Linked DNA regions of Homo sapiens: region 2 is linked to region 1. Evidence: chromatin contacts called from ENCODE Hi-C or POLR2A ChIA-PET data. All regions are on one chromosome and are shown on one strand. Each heading gives the region's core, a stretch centred on a gene start or an enhancer-like site at or near the end of the contact. The rest is flanking DNA. Distances are from core to core; before and after follow the strand shown. Region 1 overlaps MLLT3 (MLLT3 super elongation complex subunit). Region 2 has its middle 19 kb from the start of IFNB1.

The links. A loop is a pair of places that touch in the nucleus more often than their neighbours do. ChIA-PET counts read pairs that join two places held with the same protein, here RNA polymerase II (POLR2A). Pooled maps may share reads with other maps.
Region 2: a loop to region 1 is called in a pooled map, with 6 times the contacts of the local background. The contact joins two enhancer-like sites. A Hi-C loop is called at or near these places in 2 of 37 single-sample maps with no recorded cell type and 7 of 50 pooled maps. POLR2A ChIA-PET finds 5 or more read pairs at or near these places in 1 of 52 experiments (CD8-positive, alpha-beta T cell).

What each region holds. Positions count from the first base shown.
Region 1 is chr9:20,557,414-20,560,313 of GRCh38, forward strand. The region is part of intron 2 of MLLT3 (MLLT3 super elongation complex subunit); the gene reads right to left. Among named protein-coding and RNA genes, the nearest start is that of MIR4474, 57 kb to the left of the region's middle. Within about 2 kb of position 1,423, at least 5 of the 41 ENCODE cell types and tissues checked have a DNase peak (open chromatin) inside an H3K27ac peak, as active enhancers do.
Region 2 is chr9:21,095,109-21,097,808 of GRCh38, forward strand. No RefSeq gene overlaps it. Among named protein-coding and RNA genes, the nearest start is that of IFNB1, 19 kb to the left of the region's middle. RefSeq lists enhancers at 1,215-1,484, 1,382-1,676. Within about 2 kb of position 1,388, at least 10 of the 41 ENCODE cell types and tissues checked have a DNase peak (open chromatin) inside an H3K27ac peak, as active enhancers do.

The sequences.
Region 1 (2,900 bases), core at 173-2,672:
GGGTGTTGTAAACTGAATGAATTAATATAGCTAAAACCTTTAAAGCCCTGCTTGACAGTTTTTGCCACATCATCGTTATTGCCCCCACCAAAATTTCTACTACAGTGACTATCACCACACCTGGTCCAGATTTTTACTGTGTAGACACTAGCCCACATCTTTATAAATTGCTACTTCCTCACCTATTTCAGGGCACTGCTTACTTGCAAGAAACAAACAAGAATATCTATGAACCCCATTAGTCCCTTCCTAGAGAAAGGCACTAGTGAGAATATAATACGGTCCATAAAAACTCTGTGTAAATCAACTGGGGTTAAGGAAGAGAAACACTAGCAAAGGTATTTTAATTAGCGAGTAATTCTACCCTGTTTCAGAAACAGAAAAATCTAGTGGCAAAAAGTACCGGGAGAGGGCAAGTCCTGGGAAGAAACTGCTGGGAGAAGGTCACACTTTCTATTCCCAGGGCTTCATTCATTCCTTATCTTGAATCAAGAGACAATACATGGAAAATAATTAGAGGGGGATAACCTATATTGATAACCAAAGAAAACCAAAAAATAACTGGATAGACGATTGATACAGACATCACTGCCTATTCCTCTCCTCTCCAGTTGTTCAGGCCTACAGTTGGCTGTAGTTCACTTTTTACAGTTGGTTGAAAACAGAAAAAGAGGCTGCAAGAAGGAAGCCAAGGACAGTACTAAACAGCAGCTCTGGAGAACATGGGCTGGCAGGTGTATGAACACAGAACCATTGATTTCAGCGACCACTACAACAACCATCCCCAAAATCATATCTTCAGGAAAGAATGTTTCTTTTTAACAAATGATTTGCCCTAATAAACGCAGCCCCATATTTGGCCTTCAGAAGCAATTATTTTTTGTTTTTGTTTTTGTTTTGGTAGAGACAGGGTTTCACCATGTTGGCCAGGCTGATCTCAAGTGCCTAACCTCAAGTGATCTGCCTGCCTGCCTGCCTCAGCCTCCCAAAGTGCTGTGATTACAGACGTGAGCCACTGCACCCAACCAGGAAGCATCTTTCCAACCCGAACTGCAATATAACTTTTTCATTGCAATAAACCTAAACCTCACTTGTGCCTAAATGCAAGCCAGCATCACATCCTCAGCTGCCAAGTTGAAGAATAGGCTCTTATCAATTCAACAGCACCCAAAAGCATTAAACTCAGCTGAGATATTTGTGTGAAATACAGATTCCTGGACCCCTAGAGAGGCTGACTCAGTCTGGGGTAGAGATCAAGAATCTGCATTTTTAAACAAACCCCCAGGGAATTCTTAAGTACACTGTAGTTTTATGACCACTGCCTGAAGGACATCCCTGGAATATCACTTAGCAAATGCAATTCATACTTACTTTGCCCACTATGAGAAACTGTTGGCATCATTTGCATCAGCAAGCTCTGTTTCCACAAGACTGGGACCATGACTACAAACTGTTTCGGATTTGAAACTTGCCAGCATTACAAACAGAAAGGAAGGGGAGAGCATCTTTCTCATAGCTTAGTCACAGTCCTGGTGAAGGGTCTGAATCACCCTGACGGCTGCTTGTCTTTTTCACTAAAAGGCTGAATGATGAGGGTAGACTGTAGCACAATGGTTGTTTTATCCTGTTCCAGGTCCACCTTTATGGCCCAGGAACCCTGTAGCAGGAAAATGGGGCTTCATGGGATATGGTCTCTCGGGAATCATTCACTGAGCAGTTTTGCTAATTTGTTTTTACTAAAAATAATTTTATATAAAAGTAAAGTTATACTTTATAATACGATTCCATTTTAAAATACTGATATAAGTATTTTGGAATATTTGTGTTCCTAAAGAGAGCAAAGGATACTCCTTTGCAAAACATATGTATGAGTACTTTTAAAAGCTGAGACACTTTTAACTTTTGCTATTAAAAGGAAACATAAAATAAACAAAGCTTTTGTTAACTGGTTAAAGTAAGTGGTGTTCAAGTTGCCATTCCAGTTTCCAAGCTGTTTTTGTGAAAGCAGAGGGGTGGGGGCATTTTACACCAGTGCAAAGGGTAAGAATAGCACTCCGGAAGAATAAAACTTCTCTTTATTTTGGCACTCCACATTAACTTATCTGATAAGTTGCTGAGTTTATTATATGGGGATATTTATTTCAAAGCCAATGCCTTTTGCAGGGGTAGGCAGAGGCATGGTGACCAATTTTACTATGGCAGAGCCTTTGGCCAAATCACTTCACCCCTTTGAAATGCATCACATGGCATCCTTTAATTTGAGTGCCTCCTCCACCTGAGTCATGTAGGATAAATTACTCTGTGCTGTCAAATGTTGTGTACCTGTTATCACCACTGCCTGAGAGAGCATAAAATACATATTTTATGGAATAGTCACTCCTGAATGTTCAATATGCACAACATAGTTTTGGTAAAAAGAAAGACTGACTTTCTGACAAATACAAGGATTTTGTAGCAGCAAGAGTACTAACACAGAAGCAAGTGACTATGTTCTTAACCCTACGTAAACACAAACCAGACTAGTCATTTTACTTTGGGCAACACCAGATACATTCTCTGTGCCACTGGTTTCTTCAGATATAAAATAAGGGAGACTTGGATAACATGATTCCTAAAAGCTCACACTATAAACCTGTACTTTTCAAGCAGTCTCAGGTGTTGTTTTCTGTACCAACAAAAATGAAACATATTGTGAAGTTGACATAGAAATTCATTACTGTCTGCTTATTCCTGCTGAGGGTTCTGGAATTATAAGCCTGGGAAATAGCAAAATAATAGCTGCCATGCATAAGTTAAAGTGAAGAAAAAAAAATCAGAAATAACATCTGGATACCCAGACACCAGATCCCTTCAATACATGCAAACAGAAGGTATGTAGTCATTTTTAAAAGAAGGAGGCA
Region 2 (2,700 bases), core at 138-2,637, 540 kb after region 1:
TTACATGACTGTCCATTTTTCATTAAACCTAAGCATAAAAATAGACAGTTTCTCTGGGTCTTTGGATCTTCATTTCTAAAGCCTCTTGTCTCCCATGAAAATTAGTTTAAAAAATTAGTTATGGTTTTCTCTTGTTAATCTTCTTTTATTATAGGGGTATTAACCATGAACCTAGCAATAGGTGAGAAAAGGCACTACTTTTTTTTCCCACACTAATGACAACTTCTGCCTTATGCAAACACAACCAGAGGGTCCTACAGTCTTCACCGCCAGCCACAGTTGGAATGGTCTCATCAATGGATTGATGGCCCAGGGACGCACAAGGGCTGTGCTGAGGCTCAGGAAACAATCCCCCAAAATGACGGCCACAGAAGCAGCCTCAGAAGCAAAACTTTCTCTGACTTTCTCCTGCCCTTCTCTCTGTGGCCCCTTATTCTCTAGAATCTCTCTAGAATCCCTCTTCCCAAGGCAGGCCATAGAAACCAGAATTCCCTTCCCCAAAGCCAGCCATAAAACCTAAACATATTACTTCAACCTCCTCCTTGCCTTTCTGTGTAAAAGCTGACCATAAGGAAATTATGTGACCTGCCTTATCTGATGGTAGAATATAACTCCATTCAGAGAGGGCCCTGCCCCATTCCCAGAGTAAGGAATGTTGCACAAACAAACCCAGAAGAATCTAGACAGACAGGCCTTGCTAGGCTTCCTCACTCAGTCTATTAGCATTAGATCATGCCCTTTTTGTCCAGTCATTTTTCTACATAGCTGTCCAATTCTTCATTAACCTAAGCATAAAAATGGTATCTTTGGGCTTTCATTCTGAAGGCTCCCATGTCACATGAAACTACTATACAATTAATTTGTATGGCTTTTTGCCTATTAATCTGCCTTTTGTCAGATGATTTTTCAGTGAAGCTTCAGAGGTCAAAGGGCTAATTTTCCCCTGGCCCCTACAGCTGCCCACCCAACATTTCTTACCAGGTGCTACCTGGACTCCCTCTGCTAGAAGCTCCACATTGGCCCTATCCAATACAGTCTTCAGTCACCCTCCAGCCTGGGTTTACTTTTCCCTTTGGATACCAGGCATTTCTCTGAGCTGTATGTTATTTAATCCTCACAACCATACTCAGGGGTAAATGCAGCCAGGCCTAGGGTTAAGAAGAGAATACACAGACAACACACTTACAGCAGCTGCTGAATAAGCACCAGCTCCATTCCCTTCACAAACACGTGGACATGTCTATTTTTGGTTTTTCTGTGGGTGCTTCCTATCTTGGAAGCAGTTTCTGGTGCTTCTACAAAGTGAAACCAAAACCCTGTACATCATTAAAACTTACAACCAATTACATTTTTATTTCATCATCAGGGGCTGTACGATGAACCAGGTGGTGCAAAAATAACAATGAGGGTGATGCAACAAGTGAAAAGGAAACTAAATGTGAATTGTCGAATTGGAATTGAAGAATGGAGCGGGTATTCCCCTTTGCCCTGGTGCTTGCCTGAGGCAAGTGCTGCTTATCTTCACAAAGCAGAAGATTCTTCTGGCTGCCTGGAAGATGCCTCTGTTATTTTAGTGAAAACATTTAGCTCCTCGAAAGGTAGAGAGAACCAAGAGGTAAAGTGTGCCATTGTAGACAGCTGGTGTGTGTGCCAGGTAGCAGTGCTTCTGTCTACATCCTGGGATATTTGCTGCGAAATGATTGGCTCAGTCACCAAGTGAATGGCTCTTTCTGCCTCTCCCTTGTGAGTAGTTGAGCTGGCATTAAAAAGTTCCTGGCTAGTTCTTTTGAAATTACCTCACCTTCCTGCAGACCTAGAACATTAGGGAATAATCCTCTAATCAGTTTCAAATAGGAGAGCTCACATGTAAGCAGCCTTATTTAAGTGCCAGGCATCATTCTGAGCATGTTATATAAATTAAACAATTAATCCTCACCACAGTTTTATGAGGTAGGACTGTGGTTATCTTAATTTTACAGATAAGGGAACTGGGCAACGAGAGGTCTGTTTCCTTTCCCCGTTATGACATCCCAAAATAGCATTTTGCTCCTTGAGTTCTAGTAGGAACATTCAAGGCCTGGTTGGCCTTTCCCATCTCTCACTCTGGACCCCTGGAGGGAAGAAAACTTGGTCTTATTCCTAGCTCTCATTTTTCACTTATTTCTTATTTTTAGAAAATGTGCAATTCTGCCAACTCTTTGCTTTAGCTCTTGCTTTCAAATGACTTGCACATCTCTGTCCTTTCTCCCCTTTTCCAAAATTTTCAATGTCATTTGCATCCTTCCATCAGTTCTAAAATGCTAGTTACTTGTGGATGTCTCTCCATTTTACGCCCTGTTCTGAGCCTATGGCTCTTTGCAAATTCAGCACTTGCGGAACACTCATCATTCTGTTCGGTAATCGATGTTTTGTTTTATCCTCTCTTTTCCAGAAGATTCGTGTTTTAAATCTGAACTTTGTCTCCCCAGTCATTAGCACAGTAGCCAATGGTAAAAAGTTAAGTATTGTTTATTGAATAAATATAATGCTGCAATATATGCTTCAATGAGTTTGTGACTGTCAGATATCAAGGAGTTGTCTTGGCAATGTTTGCTGAGGGTTCATTTAATGAATTCTCTTGACAAGAATTTGAGCTCCACCTATCTCATGAGCACATTGATGGGCAATGTGAACAAAGGGAAAATAAAATTCAAAAGAGAA